3 separate regions of the Homo sapiens genome follow, and all the other regions are linked to region 3. Evidence: chromatin loops called from intact Hi-C (ENCODE). Cell type or tissue: IMR-90. All regions are shown on one strand. Region 1 overlaps RAD51B (RAD51 paralog B). Region 2 overlaps RAD51B (RAD51 paralog B). Region 3 has its middle 23 kb from the start of ZFP36L1.

Region 1 (8,000 bases), 520 kb before region 3:
AGTGAACATGAGTCTACTTAATCCAAGCCAACAACTCAGCCACAAATTTAATAAGGGTGGTGGGGCGGGGAGACCCAGCAACACAAAAACAAAGAACTCTCAACTTTACAAACACTGGGAGGGCAACAGCTGGTCAGCCGAGATTAAAGGAGCGTGAGAGAGCACCTCCCATCTCCTGACTTCTCCTCCCCCATAGACGTCCCTGCAGCCAGCCAGGGCTCGCTTTTTACAGCCCTGTGCAGATGACCTTGTTCCAGCTAAGATAGGAGCTCTTTTGATCTCAGCAGGGGGATGCTCTGGGCCTGCAGCTGGCAGATATTAATAGTACAGGATCTGTTGGGGTGGAAGAGATCTCTCGGTTGGGCCAGGTCACTTGTATTCCCTCCTCTGCATCAGAGCAGAAGGGACTTCATTTCCCTGAGTCAGCCCCTGCTGCGTACTACTCCTCTTAGGTCAACTCAGATCATTTTATCGCTGGCTGCTCTTGGCTGCTTGTTCTCACCTCACAACTGTTTTCAAGGGAGCACTGTTTAAGCAGTGTACTGTGCACTGCAGCTGAAATCTATTACAGGACAGGGTAGACCTTGCCCCCCGCCCCCAAATCCCAGTGTGTGTCTCATACTCACTGGTTTGCACACACTTCTGATTTTGTATACCTTTGTGTGGAGACAGGCAGAGAGAGCAAGAGACAAGATCTGAAGTGTACACAGAGTGAGAAAGAGACAGCAATACAGGAAGGGGAGACTGTTGCAGGTATGCCAGAGTACCAATGCTAAGATTTCTGAAGGTCCTTTTTGTTGTGTTTAGGGCAACATCAACAACACAGTCATTTTTCCCACTCTGTAAATCAGAATTAAACCCTATCATTGGGTGAATGTTTCTGATCTTCAGGCCCTCCTTATGATCTTAACTGTTAGAGCTGGAAAAGACTGTAGCAATCTTCTAGTATCCACTCTGTCATTCAACAGAAGAGATAGGGACAGAAATAAGGATTTTTTCTACATTGTTCTAGACTAGGTACTTTGAGTCACAGTATTTTCTTCTTCAGATTTCATTTCATTGACAGAAGTTCAGACATATAGGTTATTATAGAGTTCCCTGCTCAGTTATTGTGACTGTTGTGTGGCCAAGGACACATTTCTTAGCCCTTGCCAATTCTTCCTTATGGTCATTGGAGATACTAAGAACTGTTGGACCTCAGTCATAGGTAACATCTCTTTCCCCCAGAGTGATTAATAGAGAAGGGATCTAACAGTCCAAATGGCCTAAGATGCCATATCCTATTCCAAAGTCACCTGGGATTTGAGCAGAACCAGATGAGTGCCCACCTACAGTTGGTAGGTGAGATTTGACAAATGGTAACAGTGAGCCCTGTGCAAGATTGAAGCTATAGACCATTGGCTTGCTTTCTTCTGACGATTTAACAGAGTAGCAGTTACTTCATTATGGTGACATGGCCCACTTCAGGAGTTCCACATGGCTTTATGGAAAAGAAGACATTATTAGGCTGCCATCTTGGTATTCCCAGCATCTGGCATGTTGTATCCTGTTTTCTGCATTACTTGTTTTCCGATAGACCATAGCACATGAAAACTAAAAATGTAAAATGTGTGGATAGGTCAAGGAAAGAACACAAGAGAAATAGCAGCACTTCCTAGAACCAAGAGTGGTTTCTAGTTTTATTGTTGGAAGGCTTTCTATTCTGGTTGGAGTCAGGGGAATTGATGGCTGATTTCATGTGCAAGAGAAAGTATTTGGGGATTCATATTCCCTACCAAACCATCCCTGCGAAAAGCTGGAGTCCATTTGAAAGATTATATGCAAGTTTGTGGCTTGTGTTCTCTTTTAAAATAAGTTCAACAAGCAAGACAGCTCAGAATGGTTGGGACAAATCAGAGACTCATGGTTGTGAAAGAAGCAAACTTCAAAGCGCGGTATGAATTTTCAAGTCTTATTTCCACTCTTGCTTTCCAGCTGGATCTGCTCTGGATTTACTGCAGGATGTTTGAAAATGTGGCTCCCTGCTAATCTCAGACAGTTGCTATGATCAATGGTTTCTTTCATTTCCGATAAAAAACACTGGTGTTTCTACTTAAATTGTGTGTATTTTCAGCTTTATTATTATAGTTATGATTTATTGTCCTGCATTACCCAAATTTGTAATCCATTAACCACAGACTTTGGGGTGGGTTGGTCAAGTTAGCAGAAATCTCTACATGCTTTAGCTCCAAGGCCCTTCACAGCCCAATCTCAGACTAAATGTTCATTGGTTTGTGTAGGGCCATGTACCAACGGGTATGAGTGGAGTAGTTTTAAAAATCCACTCCTTGGGGGTATGGTGCAAGTTGGCTGTAATTAGTACTTTGAAAGCCTAAGGTGTCACCATGTGACTACAAAGTTAATATTAACAACTATGATCAACATTATTAACATTAGCTTTTCCATAGTATTTTTAATTGTCTTAAAATGATGAATTTCTTAATCTACCTCAAGCAACTGAAGCATGAAGGAGAGAAGAGAATTGCTGAAAGGCCACACAGTGAGAGCTGGTGTGCTGGGAACAGAAGTCAGAGCCCCTCCCGTGAAGTTTTAAATTTGGTTACTGCTGCCTCTTAGGAGTGAGTTTTGGATAAAAATGTTTAAGTGTCCTGGTGACCTTTCAGTTTTTGTTTCCAAAGCCATAGACTATATCAACACACACGATTTTACATGGTTCTATTCACAAGGGCACACGCCGGCCAGTGCTCTACTTCCCTGGTATTCAGGAGTCCATAGCACTTGACTGGGCATATGTCTTCCAGCAGCTGTTCAGATGCCATGAAAGGCCTGATTTATAGAAAAAGATTAAAAGCACCAAAAAATGTGTGGTATTCGGCTAAAGAAAGCTTAAATATTATGTGAGTAGGGGAGGCTAGAGTTGAGAGGAGATGGGCACAGCCTGCAAATGTCAGAAAAGCTGTAAATCCCAAAAGGGAGAGGAATGTGTTGAGGATTTTCAGCCTGGAGGCCAGGGGGCAATGTAACCTCAGCTGGGAGAACAAAAGGAGAAAGGGAACATTAAAGTCAACCACCAGGAAGTGCTTCTTGGTCAGGAGCTCTGTTTTGCTGGTGCTAGTTTGTCAAAAGGAGGCACATTTGAAGCACAAGATGCATTACAATCAAGTTAGATGAGAGCCAGAGAGGTTTCTTTGGGGAGCAGTCCTTGAGGTAGTTTGTGTGGGAGTTGGGCTAGCTTTAAAAGTAGTTTCCCCTCACCCTCAAATCTTTTTACCGTCTAGAATTTACTGTCTAATTTCTCAAATCTGCACTGTTTCTGTTAAGGTCTCAATGTCAAGAAAGCTGGAGGGACAAAAACACCAAGGCATCTTTGTCAGTTGCCTCAGCTAGAGAGGTGACGACAGGGCCAAAAGCCGAGAGAATGGGATGCCAAGAGGTGGTGTGATCCCAGAGGCCTTCAAGTTAGAAGGACTCTCTGAGAAGAGATCCTTGTTTTCCATCACTGCAGAGAATGCTATACCAAGGGCGAGAGGCCTCTAGGTCAGAGATCATAAAGAAGAAAAGAATGGCTGGATTTTAGGGGTGGTGCCCAACGATTAGTTTGTGTTGTAATGTGGCATGAAGCGTCTTCAGAATGCATTTGCGATGTTTACTGGGATTTGGAAAAGGATCGTAACAAGGTCTAGCAAGGCAGTCTAGCCCAAGGAGGGTCCAGTTGAGTTCCGAACTAGTTTCTGATATCTATCCCTTCCAAAACTGCATGTTTAATTAAAGAACAGCCCTCCTCTATCTTCCCCAGATAGAGGAGGGCTGTTCTTCAGTCGAAGATATGGAGTGGTTGTGTTTCTCTACCAAAACCTTTATTCCATTTTCTCAAATTTTAGCATACATCAGAATCACCTGGGGGGCACATTAATACACACATTATGGACCATATACTGTATGCCTGGCATCGTATGTTTATTATCTCATTTAGTCCTCACAACCACCCTCTGAGGATAGTGCAGTTGGCCCTCCTTATCCATGAGTTCTGCATCCATAGATTCAACCAACCATGAATCAAAAAATAGTAGGGGAAAAATGGATGATTGCATCTGTACTGAACACAGACCTTTTTCCTTGTCATTATTCCCTAAACAGTACAGTATAACAACTATCTACATAGCATTTACACTGTATTAGGTATTATAAATAATCTAGAGATTATTTAAAGTATCCAGGAGGATGTGTGTAGGTTACATGCAAATACAGTGCCATTTTATATAAAGGACTTGAGCATCCATGGATTTTGGTGTCTGCAGCGGGCCCTGGAATTATTCCCCTGCAGATACTGAGGGACAACTGTATTAATTATCCCATTTTGTAGATGAAGGAACTGGGGCTTAGAAGGCTACACAATTAGTGGCAGAGTCAGGATTTCCACCTAGGGAGACTGGCTCCAGAGGTACATTTTTATCCACTAAGCTCTTTTGTAAGGATACAATTGAGATTATCATGACTATGTATAAATAGGAACTAAAAGACAGCCAGATCACATGGGTATTGGGAAGGTTGAAACTTAGGTTATTCTCTTCATTTATCTCATCTCTGTCTTGCCTTTCCATGACACTGACACTTGACTTTATGATCTAATTGACCCATTTTATCTTTCACACCTAGTAATTGTGTTCATGGGTTGCCTTTTCATCCATTCAGCCATAACAGTAAAGAAGATGGCCAGTACACCTATCCTTTCAGCAGGGTCCATTGATGGGGGGCATTTTCTTATAAGGGGCTATATATGAAGGACAGATTCCTTTTGAAGGGAGGTAAATACCCAAACATAACATCTAATAGAAGGACTTTGTCCAGCTGAGCAGATATTATAAGTTTGTTAAGTAGGACTGTGTAGCTCTGTTGACCCCTTTAGTCATTTTCATTCTCAGCATCTTCTCCTTCTTCCATTTATTATTTATTTATTTATTTAGAGACAGGGTCTCACTCCATTGCCCTCACTGTAGCCTTGGCCTCCCAGGCTCCAGTGATCCTCCCACCTCAGCCTCCCAAGTAGCTGGTACTACAGGCATGCACCACCATGCCTGGCTAATTTTTTCAGTTTTGTTTTGTAGAGACAGGGTCTTGCTATCCTGCCCAGGCTGGTCTCAAACTCCTGGCTTCAAGCAATCCTCCTGCCTCTACCTCCCAACATGCTGGGATTACAGGTGTAAGCCACCACGCCCAGCGCTCTCCTTTCAAATAAAAATTTTGATAGAAGTTACCTATCACTAGTCCATGCCATCAAGCCAATATACTGTTTTAAAAATGAAATGTAAAAATATTTTCTTTTAGCCCCAGGTAACCTGGCTCCTCCTTGATCTAATTTTCTTTATACCAATAATCAGCCTTTGAATTTGTCTTCAGGAGGGGAGAGACGTCTCTTCTGTTTATCCAGAATCCACTCGCTACTCTAAACTATTATTATCTGGTGAGATATGAGGCCTAAATTTAACCATGTATAAGTTACCTCATATTCAGGGACATATAACAGAGGCACATTAGCTAGCGCAGGCTGTCCCCATGGTCAGCCATGATCTATCCACTGCTTGAGCAAGGGAAGCCAGAGAAGACAAGAGGGCAGCTGGATAACTAAAATATGTGCAGTGGAGAACTCTGTGTCTGTTAGTTACATCCTTTTCATGATTTACGGTATACAAGAGCAAAATTACTCTCTACCCTCAGGGGAGTGTCTGAGTTTTGTGGGTTAAAAGCAAATGTATATGTGTATATGTGCAGTGTATGTGTGTGTGTTGAAGGTGGAGGTTCCCGTCTTTAATAGAAGGCCTTTTTAGGTTATGATGTTGATTTTTTTTAACCATACTTCCATCTAATAGGCTCATCAAAGCAGCTAAGGTAATCACATTTCCTGGCACTGTCATCTCCAGCTATAGAGGATGAAAGAAATCCAGTGGACAGGTTTAAGGAGACAAATGTTTTTTTGTTTTAAAATATGATGTTTAGGTAAATGAAGCTAGAAAAGCCTCAAAATAAATTCCTTCTGAGTAGGACTCTAGGCCAGAGATAGAATAAGCAATTGAAATCTTTCAATGTAGACCCCAGAAAACAAACAACAGTCGATAAGTGGCTGCCAGAGACCAAGGGGTGGATCCAAGGCCAGCCAGGAAGAAGTTTCTTCCTCCTTCAGGGACAAAACTAGAACTGAGGGAAACAGCTCTTGCCCTTTGACTGGATACTACAAAACTAAGGTAAACCAGCAGAAAGTCCTGTCTTAGGGTCATTAGAATGTGAGGTTTTTTTTTTGTTTGTGTGTTTTTTTTTTTTTTTTTTTTTTGAGACATACTTTTACTCCATCGCCCAGGCTGGAGTGCAGTGGCATGATCTCCACTCACTGCAACCTCCACCTCCCACACTCAAGCAATTCCCATGCCTCAGCCTCCTGAGTAGCTGGGATTACAGGCATGCACCACCACGCCTGGCTAATTTTTTTGTATTTTTAGTGGAGATGGGGTTTTGCCATGTTAGCCAGGCTAGTCAAACTCCTGACCTCAAGTGATCCACCTGCCTTGGCCTCCCAAATTGGTGGGATTACAGGAGTGAACCACTGCGCTTGGCCAGAATGTAAGTTCTTGTGGGCAGGAATTTTTGTCACTTTTGTTCAGTGCTGGATCTCCACATCTTAGAAAAGTGCTTGACAATAATAGTTAATAAATAATTGATGTTAATAAATACTGTATGATGAATGGCAATAGGCAATTCAGGGAACCATGTGAGAAAGGAAAGAACAGAAGTGGAACAGCTCAGCTTTTGAAGGAGAAATCTCCCACCTTCACACAAGGGTGGTGACTGAGTAGCTTAGTGTGATACACTATAATGATATTTATTAGCCACCTACCATCTGCTAGGTCATGTGTTAGACAGGTGCTTGGGACACATAGACAAATGCTACAGTCCCTGCTCTATGGGAAGCTCACAATCAGGGGAGGGGAAGGGCTGTGGCTATGACGGACAAGTAAGCAGGTTACATTTGGTGTCATGATGGCATTAGGTTTGGGATGTTTTTGGGGAACAGATAGGAGTCCTGGCTTGGGGATGGAGGCTCTCTAGGAACTTTACAACAAGGAGGCATGTGAAGAATTAACAGCAGTTCTTAATAGGAGAGAGAGAAGGGGAAAGTGCACCTGACAGAGGGAAAAGCCCCCGTCATGGAATCCAGGCAGGGGCCGGATTGCCGAGACCAGCTCGGTTGGGGAGACCCTAACCCAGTGGCGCTAGAGGAATTAAAGACTCACACAGAAATATAGAGGTGTGAAGTAGGAAATCAGGGGTCTCACAGCCTGCAGAGATGAGAGCCCCAAACAGAGATTTATCCACATATTTATTAACAGCAAGCCAGTCATTAGCATTGTTTCTATAGATATTAAATTAACTAAAAGTATCCCTTATGGGAAACGAAGGGATGGGCCAAATTAAAGGAATAGGTTGGGCTAGTTAACTGCAGCAGGAGCATATCCTTAAGGCACAGATCACTCATGCTATTGTTTGTGGCTTAAGAATGCCTTTAAGCAGTTTTCCACCCTGGGCAGGCCAGGTGTTCTTGCCCTCATTCCCATAAACCCACAACCTTCCAGCGTGGGCATTATGGCCATCATGAACATGTCACAGTGCTGCAGAGATTTTATTTATGGCCAGTTTTGGGGCCAGTTTATGGCAAGATTTTGGGGGGCTTGCTCCCAACAGAAAGGTCTTATTCCTCATGCTGATCAGTTTGAATTTTTTCCTGAGGGTAATAGGGAGCCATTGAAATAGGGAAGTATAAAGAAAATGTGGCACATACACACTGTGGAATACCATGCAGCCATAAAAAAGGATGAGCTCATGTCCTTTGCAGGGACATGGATGAAGCTGGAAACCATCATTCTCAGCAAACTAATCCAAGAACAGAAAACCAAACACCGCATGTTCTCACTCATAAGTGGGAGCTGAACAATGAGAACACATGGACACGG
Region 2 (8,000 bases), 730 kb before region 3:
ACTGAGTTGTTTTTTGTTTTTCTGTCTGAAGTGGCCAGAGATTCAAATGCCTCTTGAGCCTCCTCCTCGCATGTGCAAGTAGGACTGTGGTCCTGGCCCACAGGAGCCTCTTCAGCTTTCCTCCAGCTGTGGCACAGGACATGTGTTCGGTTCACTCGATCACATTATTAAGTAACATAGGTATTATTTAAAAGGAGAAGAGTGAGGGCGGAGTCCTATTTTATGGCATTTAAGTTTGGAACCACTTATGTCAAAACTCATTTCTGTGTTTATATGTACTTCCTAATTTATTTATAATAAGCATGTTGAATTATGAAGGAGAATGTTATTTCAAAATTCTATTGGAGGCTACTTAGAGGCTGTGGTGACACTGAATGAGAGCTCTGAAGGAAATCATAGTGAAACAGGAAAAGTTCCCTTGTCCCCGTCGCAGGGCATGCGACAAGGGGGAGTGGCTTGCTTCTTCAGTGCCCCACTGCTCAAACCTCTAGGGGAGAACACAGATGGGCAGGCTGTGGGGCTCTGACCCCACGGCAGTGTCTAGGGGTAAATGTTTACAGCTGAAGCCCCAGTGAATGTTGAAGAATACGCTTTGACCTACATATTGACAGAATTTACTGAGTTATAGAGTGATAAATACTTATTTTTTTTTCCTAACAATTATGTGATGTTTTGGCAAATAATATTTCTTTTTTCTTTTTCTTTTTCTTTTTTTTGAGACAGAGTCTTGCTCTGTTGCCCAGGCTGGAGTGCAGTGGTGCGATCTCGGCTCACTGCAACCTCCACCTTCTGGATTCAAGTGATTCTCCTGCCTCAGCCTCCTGAGTAGCTGGGACTACAAGTGCATGCCACCATACCTGGCTAATTCTTTGTGGTTTTATTAGAGATGGGGTTTCACCATGTTAGCCAGGATGGTCTCGATCTCCTGACCTCGTGATCTGCCTGCCTCGGCCTCCCAAAGTGCTGGGATTATAGATGTGAGCCACTGCGCCCGGCCGCAAATAATATTTCTTAATTTCAGTTGCATTTATTTTTAAATAGGAAATACATTCACCTGGTTCAGAATTTCAGAGGTTACAGAGCTGTACGTAGGAAGAAGTTTTGTTTTCTCCCAATTCCGCAAGCCATCTGATTAGCCCCCTTGAAGGTAGCTCAAGTTACTAGTTTCTTTTATTTCCTTCCATAAATATTTGATATGCATAGGAGAAAGATATATATATATATATGTATTTATGTATGTATGTATGTATGTATATGTATGTGAGAATGAATGGATAAATAAGCATTCCTCTTTCATACAGTTACTTGCTTACCATACCTGCTGTTCTATACCTTGCTTAATTTCACTTAACACTATGTCTTGGAATTCATTCCATGTTAGTACATAAAATGCTGCTTTTTTCTTTCTTGTGGTTTTGTGGTATCTATTGTATAGCTGTATTATAATTTTTTTTTAACTAGGTCCTTACTGATGGACATTTATGTTGTTGCCAGTCTTTTCATTACAATGACTAATGTTGTTTTCTTAGTTTTCACTTTTCAATTCATTTCCTAATTTAGTCTGAGCCTACATATTAGTGCCAAGAACTGAGGTATTTATTGTGTTCTGACACATCTGAGGTATTTGCATATAGACATCTGGGTACATATGCACACTGCTGAACTGTCTAATAATAGTCTCTTTCCCCAGGACACTCTCCTAAGGTAAAACCTATATATTGGAATTCTTATGCTGTACATATATGCTGGATCACAACTCTTACTGTCAGACTAGAGAGTTTCAACTTTTAACCTGTGATTTCAGTTATTGTGACATATCCTATGTTTCAATTAGAAGAGACAAACTTTATTTGGTGAGATTCAAATAGCGTTCATGAAAACGGTATCTTTTAATAAAGTGAGGTTAAAAAAATGGGAACCACCTAAGATCTTAGAGTGAGAGGAGTAGAGATTATGAAAGCAGTTTTACTTTTTGATTTTAGGGTCTTTCTATATAATTTCAGCCTGTATCAGATAATTCCGTTTAGGACACAGCTGGTACATTTAATGATCACAAACTCTGAAGGTAGTAACTGGATGCAATAATCACACAACAAAGTCATTGAGTAGGTTTGTTGACTTATGTCAGATTACTCTAAATCTTGATGATATTGCCTGGAGCACAAAAAAGGAATATTGTCACAGCAAGCAATGGAGGTTTTGATACTCGATCACTGGAGTATTCTTTTCCCCTAAATTTTGCGCTCGTTGTATCATAACTGCTGGTTTCTTAGCCTACTCTGATGTTGTGCAGAAAATTGTACAATACTTAAAAACGTGATATCTAGGAAAGAAAATTAGTAGAAAAAAGCCATTAGAACTGATATATATTAGCATTGGTTTGGTGGTTACTTATTAAAGATAAAAATGGAGAATATTTCATATTTCTTGATAGAAAAAAAGTAAGTTGCCATTCATGCAAGTAAATCATATTAATTTAGGTTTTTGGCATTTTTTTTGTTTTCTGAGAGAAACATGAAGAGTTCTGCTTATTTATTTTTTATCTTGAGAATGGGAACACATTAACAAGTACAAGCGACAATAAAACTTACTCCATAACTACATTATGAACTATATTAACTTACTCTACAACTCGATAACCAACATTATGGTTGGTTAAATAAAGAGAGTGAAAAAGACAGAGAGGGAACGTGAGAAAGAAACAATCTTTTTGTTTCCCAAAGCTGTAAGAAGCAATGATAAGACATTGAGTGTGTACGTGTGTGCATGTTGGGGTATTTTAGTATTGTGTTTATTTTTGTTGGGAGTGAGCAGAAAATGAAGCCTTCAGTAAAGAAATTAATAAATCTTATTAGAACTTGTTGTAAATATTTTTTAAATTCCTAAAGTTGGAACACTAAGGCATTATTTAAACTTTATCTCTGTTTTTTAAAATCTGAGAAACCCATTAACTTTTACCCTAGAAAATGGAAAGTGTCATATCTCATTTTACAGAGGAAGTTAACAGGTTTATTGTCTTGTTGTAACATCCTAATCCTGTGACATTTTGAAATAGTGCTTTTGGTAGTGCCTTGTTTTTGAAACTATAGACCTCTGGGGCACTATGGACATTTTGTACTAGATAATTCCTTGTCACTGGGGGCTGTTCTGTACATTGTAGGATATTTAGCAGCATCTCTGACTTCTACCCACTAGATGCCAGTAGCAGCACTCCCTTGGGGGACAAAATTGTCCCCAGTTCAGAACAACTGCTGTGGACATACATGGTGGTCCTACACAACTGGAGTTTAAATATGGATCCTGAACAGCTTTCATCAGTCTGATGCACTTCCCCAATATTTGTAATCATGAGGAGCAGAGCAAAACAAAGGCATAAATGTTGGGGTAATATTTTGTTTTCCAAAGACCACTGCTCAATTTGGGGGAAATTTTTGAAGAAACAGCAAAGGTAACCCTTGGAGTCTGGATTGGTTGGTTGGTTGATTGATTCATTCATTCAACAAAAATATATTGAACCCCTGCTATATATATGCCTGCCTCAATACTGATGACTTGTACGCTGCTGTGTGTGTCTTATGGCAGTATGTTAAAAAAAATCCGTGGATAATAAGTCTGATGGTAGACCAGTTAAGAAGCTGCTAGCTATAACATTGGTGAGAAATGATGGTTGCCTGGGTTTTGGTAGTGACAGTGGAATTATAAGAAATTTTATACAGAGATATTTAGAAGGTAAAACATTAGGATTTGGTGATTAACTGGAGAAAGGAAGGCGTCAAGAATAATTTCCAGGCTTTCATTAAGATGAGGACTAGAGTAGGAAAAACTGTCCTTTCTTTTGGAATAGGAGCAGATAATTGACTTCAGCTTTTGACATTTCCAATTGGAGCTGCCTTTGAGACATCCACAAGGAAGAGTTAGACAGTGAACTTGGGAAATAAATGGATTGTGTCTGTTTTGTTCCTTATTGTACCTCCTGTTCTTTAGACAGTGTCTGCATTTCTAGAGACACAGAGAGATTTAGGCTGGATGTATAGATTGGGTGTTCTTCAGGGTATATAGCTAGTTTAATTGAAATCAAGGAAGTAGATAACATTATCCAAGGAGAATGCATAGAGAAGAGGGCCTAGTATAGCAACCTTATGAGCAGCTTTTTCAAGGGACTGAAGAGAGGAGGGACTGGAGAAGTATGAGGAAAATCAGGAGTGTATAGTTAAGGAAGCCAAAGGAAGAGAGAGTTTGAAAAAGAAGGGAGTGTTTTATGGTTCTGAATTCAGCTAAGAGTTCAAGTAAAATACAAAAAGATTGTTTAAATTAAAAAAGCCATTGGATTTTGTAACTAAAAAGCATCAGTGGCCTTTTAGAAGCCTTTTTGGTAGTCTGGTAGTTTCAGGAGTTCAGTAAATTTGGTTAAAGAGTTAAGTGGGAGGTGATTGGATAGGATCATGGGAGGTGGGAGGTCATACTTTCATGCATTCTGGCTACAAAGAAGAGACTGAAGATGGTATGTGAAGGTGGTATTGAAATGGGAAAAGTTCCCTTGTCCCCCTTGCAGGGCGTGCCACAGTGGGGAGTGGCTCGCTTCTTCAGTGTCCTGCTGCTCAAACCTCTAGGGGAGGCTAGATGGGCAGGCTGTAGGGCTCTGACCCCATGGCAGCGTCTAGGGGTGAATGTTTACAGCTGAAGCCCCAGTGGGCGTGTGTCACAGAGTGCTCTTTTAGTTTTGCCGTCTGTAGGCGGCTTCTGTTAGCTCAGTTAGACTCCCTTCCTTATCTCAAGGACAGAGGGCTTTCTGTATCCTGGAGTTCTTGCCTTGGTGTAATGGAATAATTGAATCACTCGTGGGCTTGGAGAATGAGCGCAAGGTTTTGAGTGGAGGTAGCTCTCAGCAGATGGGGGAAGCCAGAAGGGGAATGGAGTGGGAAGTTTTTCCCCTGGAGTTGGGCCGCCCAGAGGCCGGGGCTCTCCAACGACTGCCCCAGCCAAACTCCGCGTTGTTGGCTTGCCGGTGTGCTGGTGCCTATTAGTGCGTTCCTCTCGCTGTCCAGCTGCCCGTGTGTTCCTCGGCTCGTGTGCTCCTCTCAACGTCCAGCCACCATGTGTCCGCCTGCTAGGGTCTCGGGGTTTTTATAGGCACAGGATGGGGGGCGTGATGGGCCAGGGCTGTATTGGGAAATACAACATTTGGGCACCAAGGCAGAAGTGCCTATACTCACCTAGGCCTGTGGGCCCAGGTCTGGGGGTAGAGCCCTCGCCAGGGACCACGCGCTCCCCTTCCCATCACTTCCCTGCCCCCTTTCTGTATGGGATGCAGGGAGGGCATGTGGGCTTGAGTATATTTAAATGCTGATAAGGAGTCAAGGATAGAGGTTGATACGAGAGTGGAGAAAATGGGGCAACTTGAGATGGGATGAATCCAAAGCACAGGGAGAATTAATCTTAGGATGGATACCCTCCAAAGTCAAGGGATGTTATTGGTGATGAGAAAGGCATATTCTGTTAGGATTAATTTCTAATATTGGGGGCTTCTTGAGGGAATAATACTTCTGGGGTTTCCTGAAAGTTCAGAATGGCAGGCATTAAAAGATGCCTGGGGCCAGGCGCGGTGGCTCATGACTGTCATCCCAGCACTTTGGGAGGCCAAGGTGGGTGGATCACCTGAGGTCAGGAGTTCGAGACCAGCCTGACCAACATGATGAAACCTCATCTCTACTAAAAATACAAAATTAGCTGGGTGTGGTGGTGCATGCCTGTAATCTCAGCTACTCGGGAGGCTGAGGCAGGAGAACCACTGGAACCCAGGTGGTGGAGGTTGCAGTGAGCCAAGATTGCACCATTGCACTCCAACCTGGGCAACAAGAGTGAAACGCCATCTCAAAAAAAAAAAAAAGAGAGAGAGAGATGCCTGTGACAGCCCATACTATTTCTGATTCCCTAGGGTCCACTGATCCCCAGAGATTCCATTAATTTGATAATGCTCTTTATTTTGGGTAGCTGGCATATACCAGAATTGGACCCTGAACCTATGGATTAAGTTTGGGTTTGGGGCCTAATTCTAGTCTAATAATCAGAGTAGCAGGGTGTTCTGAGACCCTCTGGAGACTTTTCCCATTGTCAAAGTACCTCTAGCCAGTCTACCTTAATTAGCAAAGATATCATTCCCATTATGATTCATCATGATTGACTGGTCTATATGATGGATTACTGATTGTAGAAAACTCTGGATTATTATAGTATTATGCTTAGAAAACCATTCTGTTCAAATGTTAAAGGGTTGACAACAGCTCACTTTCTTCTGTGGTTTAACGGAAAGAAAGTTCGCTGTGGAACCAGAAAAAAAATCTGGCTCCATCGGTGATTGAGCTATGGGGCCTTGAACATCCTGTGAGGATGTTACAGAGTCATTTACTCTCTGTAACATTACCTGGTAATGCCTAATGTGCATCATGGTTAGAATTGAAGGTCATGTATATGTACCATTACATTGTTGATATTAAATAAATAAGAACTGATAGTATTTTTATTGACTTAAAATAATTATTTTATTGACTTAAAAATAATATTTTTAAATATTTAATTATATAATTATTATATATATAATTATATAATATATTATTTATATAATTATATAATATATTATTTATATAATTATATAATATATTATATATAATTATATAATTTATTATTATATATAATTATATAATTTATTATTATATATAATTATATAATATATTATTATATATAATTATATAATATATTATTATATATAATTATATAATTATTTAAATAAAAATAATAACTATTATTTACTACTCTAGGGCCCTAAGTGAGCACTTATTGTTAGAATTTATTGTTAGAATTCCAGATCAAAATCAAGGATCTCATTTCTCCATGAATCTAAGAGCTATTATTGGTGATGTCTTTGGTATAAGTTTTTGTAAGGACAAAGGTTTTGTTACAGTCCTGGCCCTACTAAAACGTCTTTTATTGACCTGCATGCTATCATAGTAAATAGAGAGAAAAGAGATAAAATTCTAGACTTTTTAAGGTATATGGAAATAAATCAAATTTACTTACTTACTTTTTTACCGTGACCAATTTGGATCGCTGTCATTTTCCATGAATGTGTCTCAGGTTTTTGTTTTTTTAATAGAGAGAGTTAGCTGTTTCAACCTCTCTTTCTTTCGTCTAATAACTCCTCATTTTTTTCTCCCTCTTTTTTCATCTTCTTCCTTTCTTTCAGATTATTGGAAACTTTCTCATGTTGCAGCATTTGCTGCTATCAATTATGCCAGAAAAGCTTTCTGTGTACTAGCAGTGTTATGGGATCGTGTGTGTGTGTGTGTGTGCGCGTGTGTGTGAGACAGAGAGAGAGAGAGAGACAGAGAGAGAGAGGTGGGGGGGAGATTGAGATGGAAAGAGTGGCGGGGGATGAAGGAAGTGGGGGAGAGAAATAAATGGTGTCTGGGGTAATTGTGCTGGTGTTTTTTCCTGCATGAGAGAAGCTTCAGATGTCTGTCTGGCTTTGGCTCAGTTGCTGTATGGGCGTAACTGAAGAAGGAGGTTGGGGTAGAGGAGAAGGCAATTAAAACTTTGAACACCTTAAATGCCCTTCCTAATTAAGTGGTGAGGATGGAAAATGAAATACCTTCTTATGCTTCATTTCTGTTCTCCGTTTAAAAGTCTGTGGAGGGATCAGAGCTCATGTCCTTAGAAAGGACAGAACTTTCAAAATAACAACTCTGAAAAACAAGTTTAAAAAAAATTTCTCATCATTTTCTGCTTTTCATGAACTTTTAATATAAAGCCATCATTATTTTTTTTTCCTGGGCCCCCTTACCTATATCCTCTCCCCACTCTCATTAGTCACTCCAACTTTGAAGCACCCAATTCTCTGGAGTATTAATGGAGACAGTTCAAGTATCTAACTGCTGTTTCCTTTGTTCAAGTTGCTTTTGGTCCTTGCTGGGAAATGCTCTGAAAACTGAACCAGCTACTGAACA
Region 3 (8,000 bases):
TCAGAAAAACTAAAAATGTTTTAACTCAATGATTCTTGTCTTACTAGCACTTGCAATACAGTATTTACTTCCTACAGACGTGTTCTTGGACAAGAAATGAAGCTATGGAAAAACCTGTCAGGGAGGGCTGGAGAACAGATGGACACCCCCACCCGAGGTCAGAAAAGCAACCTACACAGCCCTCCCCACACTTATGTGGGGACCAAGAGTGGGGTCCTGCCCCTCTGGGCCTCTTGGGCTGGAAGAGTACAGGCAGAAGGACTGATGTCCATTTTGACACTGCTTTTAAGCTCAGTAAAAATTACTATAAAATTGGTTTCAATATATTTTTAAAGCACAATGAACTTTTTTTTTTATTTCCTCAGCAGAAAGCCATCATAGCAGGGTAGGCAAGCTACTCAACCTTTCTAACCTTACTTTTCACAACAGGAAAATGGGGATACTTACATATCCCCCATTTCCCAGGGCATGAGGGTGAATGAGATCAGTGTGTCGAGTGCCTAGCACAGTAAGAACTGTAACAGGGTGGGTCTAATATGTGGCTTTTTTGTGGCTGTTAAGCCTCTGAGAGGACCACAGTAGAGCCACCCCATCGTGAACACTCTGAATTTGAATGCTTTTCTTAAACATTTAAATTAAATAAAAATCAAGGCACACATCCTCTGAAACCCCTTTGGGCCAGGTACCTTGCTGGGTGTCAGCCCCTTCAAGTGTCACAGAAGCCATGGCTGTGCTCAGCGCCCCCCAGCCAGAGGAGCTGCCCAGGCTCTGGAAAGAACAGGGCAGTTGGGATAGAGCCACCACAGCTCTCTCTAGTTGAAGAATTACTTGGAAAATGAAGAGTAAGGCACTGCCCACTCTGGTCCATGGCTTTGAATGTCAAAATGCACCCCCAGAAAGCAGACCTGCAGCAGACCAACCCTTCCCAAAGATGGGGTTCAGGGTCCTCTAGACAAACAGCAGACCCTGGGCGTGGCAACATCTCCCAAAAAGGAGCTGAGTCTCAGGCAAGTGGTCCCTGAAGGCCTCTATACACCACAATGTACCTTCACTGGTGCAAAGGCCCTGCCAAATGGCTGTGCAAAAGTGGCCAGGCAAGAGATACAGTTCTAAGAAGAAATCAAGGAGCCATGGCACGCAGGACTCCCAGGAGAGGCAGGTGGCCTGCACAGCCAGTTCACGCTCCAGGCTACTGTGTGGGTGGCCTCCTGCTGACAAGCTTCAGCCAGAAGCGGGTATTTGGGACTTTGGGTGACAAGACTGGAGGAGACAAGGGAACCTAAGCAGAAGGTCATCCAGACCACCGTCAGAGTGGCCACACCAAGTCTTTGGGTTCTTGCTCTAAGTCTGCCAGCCAGATGAAGGGATGGAGGATTCACATCCAGCCACATCTTGACCCTGCTGATTCTGGAGGAGAATGGATGGAGCCCTGCACTGGCTCCACCTGCTCCCTCTTCTCCCATAAGAGGAAACAAGAAAGGAGGCTGGAGAGCCCAAGACAAAACTCAAGAATGTTCTCGAAAGGTCCTTGGGCTTTGAGACCTTCACAATGCAGTCATAAGATTATCCTGAGCTTCTGAAAGCCCCCTGGCTCCAGAGAAGAGAGCAATCTCTGGCTGCTAAACCTTGAGTGCAAAGGCTAAGGGCACGCCGGGGCCAGAATGCCTGGGTTCAAATCCTAGCTCTGCTATGTATTAGCTCTGTAACATTGGGCAAAGTACTTAACCCCTGTTTCCTCCTCTGTAAAATGAGGATAACTATGGCCCTATAGGGCAGAGTCGTTGCCTAGAACAGTAGAGAACTCAAAATTAATTTAGCAAGGGGCCCTCCTCTGCCCAGTGGGATGTGCTACTATTGACCCCATGGGGTTCTGGAAGAAATCAACATGCTACTACAATGGAAGGCATTTGAAGGAAGTGGAAAGTTTTCACAGAAAGTAGCCCAGAGACATGCACAGAGTGCTGCTCTCTGTGCAGACCAGAAACCCCAAAGATTTGTGCCTCTTTCTGTCAGAATGCAGCTTTCTGGAGCCCACCGGGCTATAGAAGCTGCATGGCGTCTGGAATGGGAATGGGTTGGCCTAGTCTTCCCCTGGAGGTATGGAGAGGAAAGGTGACACTTTCAGGCTTTGTGCAGGACAAGCAGAGAATATCACTCAAATCCAAGCTGGCTGCCCTGTGGGGGACACAGGCCCATGCCGGCAGGCCTGGGGAGAGCCACCGCTTGCTGAGGTTAGGCCAGCACCAGTGGGTGTGAGGAACCCACCTCCAGTCTCAAGAGCAGGGTTGGGCTTCCCTGGATGGGGAGGAAAGGGTTAAGCCGGCTTGGGCTCTGGAGGGAAAGCACTCGGCAGCTATAAACAGAGAGCCTAGGGAGGGAGGGGGCTGACAGGATGTGGCCAGGGCTCGAGCTGTCTGATTATTAACTTCACTTTTATTTGGAGGGGGATTTGATTCTCTGTTTTACTTCCCATCAAGGAAGTGAAAGCCCAGGTCTCAGAGGGGCCTGGTTTCAAATTGTTTTGTCACAGCTCATTTATTTTTCCTTTTAAATAAATAAACAAAACCACCTCTTTGTTTTCCCCTTAATGAGCATTCAGCAAATCATCTGTGGGTGAGGCATGAACGGGGTTTTCTGGAGTCCTTCATGGGAGAACATTTGGCTTATTATTTTAAAAGGAAAAAGCAAGGATGTCTCCTTTAGCTCCCAGTCTTCTCCAAGGCTGTGAAGGCACTTTCTCTTTTGCCTCCTCTGAAATACCGACCTAGACCAGCGAGGAGTCTGAAATCACAGCCTCAAGCTCGGCCAAGGCCCCAGGAGCTTCCTTGGTTGGACCTTGGGGCTGGACCCGCAGCCTGCCATTCCATCTGACAGGCCCTGACCCTGAGGCCACGCAGAGGAAGCACCCAGCACGGGCTCAGTGGTTTGTCTTCTTGCTTGGGCTCAGACCCATGGCTTTTGTTCCTCTGACACCCTGACATTTCTACTAAAATAACAAAGCAATTAAACACACAAAAGGATTCCATGACAGCCTTAAAAAACACCATTACATGTTCCTTTACCCAAGGTTGAAAACATTTGGGAACTTGATTTCCAACATCAAAATCCAGATCAAAACCCATTCAACAATCCCATGATCCCCTTGCAACAACCCTTTCCTGGCCAGTATCACAGGGTGCCGACCCTCACAGGGTCTCACAATTCAACAATTCAGTGAGAGAGGATGCAGCAACAAAGACTGTAACGAAAAAACAAGAGAGTCTAGGGTCTCACATCAACAATTCAGTGAAAGAGGATGCAGCAACAAAGACTGTAAGGGAAAAACAGGAGAGTCTACAGCTGAAGCTACTGCTACTCAAGGTGGGCAGAGAACGGAAGAGACGGATTCTGTTGGAAACTAAGAGGGGAAATCCAGGAAGGCTTCCTGGTGGAGCTGATCTTTAAGCTGAACCTTGAAGGACTGGTAAGATGAACGGATGTTCTGGAACCTGAGAAACACCCAAGTACCAGAGAGACAGCATCCATGTGTGAACTACTCTAGACAGAGGCAACAGGCGTGGTGGGGCCTGGGGCTCCTCAGAATGGCACCTCAAGTCCCCATGGTGGTCAGGGACTGGAATGCATCGGCCGCCTGCAGCCAGCTCCGCGGGGCCAGTCCCTGACCTCTGGCTCGGAGATTGGTGTGCCCGGTGAAGGAGTTGCCCAAGCATCTTAGGCAACCAGATACTACGCCTGGCCTTGGACCCTGCCACTTGCCTGCCCCACAAAAACCTGCTGACCGCTGTGACCTACTTTAACGCCCTCTGACTTCCCGCTCTTTGAATATGGGGCAAAAAGAAGAAGGGCGACTGGCACCATCCAATTCACTTGAGGCTCGGAGGCTCAGGCCTGCCTTCCTGGCGGCTACTGGGGTGGCGTTTCCCAGCACCCCCGGGAAGCTACCAAGGTCCAGGGCTCTCCTGGGCTTCTGCGACGCCCACGCACTCCTGCGGCCGAGCTTCGCGGTCGGGCTCTCCCGTCGCCACCCCGGCGTCTGCTCAGCCGCGAGCGAGAACCAAGCCGGGCCGGGCGCGGGGCCCGGGCGAGGCCGCCAAGATGGCCGACGCGCTCGGCAGCGCGCGGATCACGCGGGAAGGCTGCCCTTGGCCTCCCGGGAAACAGCCAAGGTTCCGCCGCCCTCCTTGGCGCTCTGCCCCGGCCGGCCTGCCGGGATCTCCTCCCCGGCGCGGTCTGCGGCTCCCGGGGCCTCGCAAACCTTCCAGGCCCGAGGCCATCCAGACGTGCACACCAGGCCCGGCCCGCGAGGGGAGACACAGGGGCCGGGGCTGCGGCGGCTGAGCTCCCTGGGCGGCTCGGAACGCAAGGGGCCGGCGAGCCGACGCTGCTGCAGGAGGCTGCGGCGTGGGGCGAGGTTCTCGCTACGGCTTCGTTCCCGTCCTCCCGCGGCCGCTCTCCCCCGGAAGCCCTCGGAGGCAGCACGATGGACGTGGCCACACTGCCCTCCAGTGGCCAGCTCGCCGAACAACACGTCTGGGCCCCTTTTGGGGGTCTGGGTGACGTGTCCACCCTCTCTCTGCCCTTTGCTACATTTGAAGGTGGGGTTTGCTCATCCATGGTTCCTCTTACAGGTCACCAAAGCTGCCACAGTGCACACTCACCCAACAGCAGGGGATTTGCCGCCTTCGGTGGTTCTCAAACTTCAGTGTGCACAGGAATCCCCCCTTGGACAGTTCTTTCAAACCCGGATTGCTGGGTCCCCCAACCAAGTCAGAGAATTTGCATTTCTAACAAATCCTCAGGCGATGCTGAGCTGCTGGTCCGCTGGTCCTGGAGCCACACTTAGAGAACCACTGGCTCGGCTCACTCTTTCTCTCACGGGGTTTCTGTCATCTACTCATTTAATACAGAATATGTCCTGCTAGCCCCGGAGGACGAGTGGACGGAACAACTTTCTCACCCCTCGCGGAGCTTAGTCTAACGGAGGAGACAGACTTGTTTCAACAAATCACCTAGAAAGAAATATAAGATTCCATTTGAAAAGACTTTCAAATTCCTATGAAGGAAAAGAATCAGGTGCTCAGAGAACATATATAAATGGGGCACTCATTTAGATTTGGGATGGGAAGGTTCTTGAGGAAGACCTCTCTGAGGAAACCCTTAAGCTGAGGCCAGGAGGAGGGATGAGGTCCTGAGGGGAATGGGGAGGGGACTGGAACTGGCAGGAGGAGCAGGTAAGATGCAGACCCTGTCTGTAGAAGCAGAGACTGGTAGGGGGCCAGGCAGGGGGTCACAGCCTCCTAGGCCCATGCCTCTGGTACCCACAGAGCTGCCTCCTCAGAAGGGCAGCATCCAGGGGAGAAGAGGGCCTGCCTGCATGCTCAGATCTTAGCTACCCCCGTCAGTGCCAAGAAGAATGCTCCACCTTGAGGAACCCCAGCCAGGTGCCCACAGCCCACAAACTTCTCTTTGCCTGAGCAGATTTATGTAGGTACCTTCTGTAAGGCCTGAAGGGCAGTCACATCTGATGGAACCAGGTCTGCTGAGTAATGATGAACAGACATGATGTTACCATCTACCCATCAATGCCCTCAGTGTGCCATCTCCTCCCTCCTGCAGTCCAGGATCCAGCTGTTTCTCCAATGAGCATTTTTAAGCACCTACTATGTGCTCTGCACTAGGATCACTGCAATGCTCTGTGGGGCATGGCACAAAGAGGCCAGCCTGCCCTAGGAGGCGCCAAGCACCCTGGAGGGCAGGTAGGTGGAGTACACCCTCCCCGCCCCAGTCTCAGCTCCAGCCTGCTGTGTGCACCCCCACCCCACCCAAACATCCCTGGGGTCACTCATTGCAGGTGGGCCAGGCTGACAAATGGCAGCCAGGAATTCTAGTGTTCTAATGATTCTTACTTTGTATCAATGCCAGCTTGATGGCAGGGGCCAGGATGACCACCAACCACTGCCACTTTATCCCTTGTGCTGACAAGGAGGTATCATCCCATTAATCCTGTTACCTTGCTCAGTCCCTTCTGTCCCGTTTTCACATCTGAAAAATGTGGGGTGCGGATGAGTTGTGTTAGATGATCTCCAAGGGTTTCTGATCCATGCCTAGCCCACCAGTGCACTGTTGGAGAGATGGACGAGAACAGCCCTGCCCAATGACCCCATGACCCTAGCATTATGCAAAGCAAGGCCTTTGTCGTTAACAGACTCCAGGTTAGGGGAAGGGAGCGGGGAGCAGCTGAAAAACTATGTGCAGCTTTAGAATCAATCAAATCAATCCAACTCTATTCCTGACTCTGTGATAGCCAGTAAGTGGTTTAACTTCTCTGAGCCTGTTTCCTCATCTGAGAAATGGGAATAGCATGGTACCTACCTCACTGGGCTGTTCTGAAGATTACTGATAATAGCTACCACTTAGCAAGTGCTTGATCCGTGCCAGGCAGCACACTAGAGGCTTCCCATCCACTCCATGAGGTCATGTGCAGAAGTACTGGTCCCATGCCAGCAAGGAGTAGGGCTCCATCACAGTTGTTAACGCATGACACCCCTACTGCTCTGCACACATATATTTATGTAGTCCTACGGCCCTACTGCTCTGCACACATATATTTATGTAGTCCTACGGCCCTACTGCTCTGCACACATATATTTATGTAGTCCTACGGCCCTACTGCTCTGCACACATATATTTATGTAGTCCTACGGCCCTACTGCTCTGCACACATATATTTATGTAGTCCTACGGCCCTACTGCTCTGCACACATATTTAACAGGCGAAGGGGCTTAGCAAGCTCTTGGCACATAATAAGCACTCAATAAACGGTGGGCTTCATCATTAGCCAGAGAGAAGGGACTCTGTGAGGAGGTCCTACAGAAGGAGAAATATGGAGAAGTGGGTGACCCAAGATGATGGCTCACACACCTCTCCCAGGAGGGCCAGCCCCATGCCTAGCTAGGCAGTTCCCTGGCTAGGACGTCAGCTCTTACTCACTCTTTCCAGAGAGCAGCTAATTAGCCTCCCAGCAGCCAGGAGCTCTCCAGATGAAAGGTGCTTAATACAAGCTCAAGGCGTAACTCCCATATGTATAACTAAGGTTCCCTGAGGTGAGGAAGGCCCCAGGGCGGAGAGACAGGCCAGATCAGGGCCTCGCCTTCTTTATGACGGAGGTTCCCAGGGAAGGGAGCCGGCTGGGGTGGCAGTGAGCCTGAGAAAGGGCTCGGGGTGGTGGGTGTGCGGCTTCAGAGGGAGCCCCTCCCTGGGAGTGGGCGGGGCCCGGTGGCTGAGGAGGCAGAGTGAATGCTTCAGGGCCCAAGCTGCCTCCCAGAGTGGGAGCTCCAGGTCAGAAGACAGCTTAGAACTGGGTGGGTCAGAGCGAGGGCTTTGCTGCTGGGCTGCCAGGTCAGAATCCCAGCTCTGCTATGGCCATTCCATGTCCCAGAGCCTCAGCTTCCTCCTCTGTAAAACGGAGATAATGATAACATTGACCTCACAGCTATTTACTGACAGCACTTAGTACAGACAGGACCTGGCACCCACTACGTAAAGAATGAGGATTTGTACATTTGTTCATTTAACAGATATTTATTGAGTACCTGCTATGTGCCAGGCACTGGGTGTTAGAAATACAGTCATGAACAAAACAGATCCATTTTCCCTTGATTCTGTAGGGAAGATAGACCACAGACCCCAGAACCAAGAGATCGGTAATACACTGCCTGGCAGTGACCTGCGCTGTGGGAATCGGGTATGAGGATGGGGTCAGGTGTCCAATACAGCGGCAGAAGAGCAGGTACCCAGGCAGATATGGGCAGATTAAGAAACGAACCAGGGTTGAAGGGCCAACCCAAAGTGCGCAGCAAATCAGAGGCGGGAGCCTGGGCCTGCAGCATAGGAATGTTCACCCACAGCTGCTGAAGCAGCCGCAGCAGCTCCCTCTGCCCCTGACTAAGGGGTGTGCCCAGCGAAGCCACCTGCCCTCACCTCCCCCTTGGCTCCTGCC

The links. A loop is a pair of places that touch in the nucleus more often than their neighbours do. Peaks named below come from ENCODE experiments on the same cell type or tissue, not always from the same donor. Only the 100,000 strongest peaks of a DNase experiment are listed, where the experiment ranks them.
Region 1: a loop joins it to region 3, with 7 times the contacts of the local background. A loop is called at or near these places in 8 of 110 quality-filtered maps.
Region 2: it touches region 3 in a loop (3.0-fold over the local background); 9 of 110 quality-filtered maps call a loop at or near these places.

What each region holds. Positions count from the first base shown.
Region 1 is chr14:68,295,290-68,303,289 of GRCh38, forward strand. The region is part of intron 8 of RAD51B (RAD51 paralog B); the gene reads left to right. Among named protein-coding and RNA genes, the nearest start is that of RAD51B-AS1, 390 kb to the right of the region's middle. RefSeq lists enhancers at 63-357, 310-419. In IMR-90, a CTCF peak has its summit at 3,011; no DNase peak of the experiment used is centred here.
Region 2 is chr14:68,081,263-68,089,262 of GRCh38, forward strand. The region is part of intron 7 of RAD51B (RAD51 paralog B); the gene reads left to right. Among named protein-coding and RNA genes, the nearest start is that of RAD51B, 270 kb to the left of the region's middle. RefSeq lists an enhancer at 4,996-5,546. In IMR-90, a CTCF peak has its summit at 3,196 (motif pointing right); no DNase peak of the experiment used is centred here; H3K27ac peaks cover 295 bases.
Region 3 is chr14:68,812,360-68,820,359 of GRCh38, forward strand. No RefSeq gene overlaps it. Among named protein-coding and RNA genes, the nearest start is that of ZFP36L1, 23 kb to the left of the region's middle. RefSeq lists enhancers at 2,664-2,783, 3,389-3,608, 3,689-3,918, 3,935-4,674, 4,549-4,598 and 1 more and a silencer at 4,059-4,448. In IMR-90, a CTCF peak has its summit at 4,505 (motif pointing left); DNase peaks (open chromatin) are centred at 2,372, 4,132, 4,422 and 7,002; H3K4me3 peaks cover 944 bases; H3K27ac peaks cover 3,203 bases.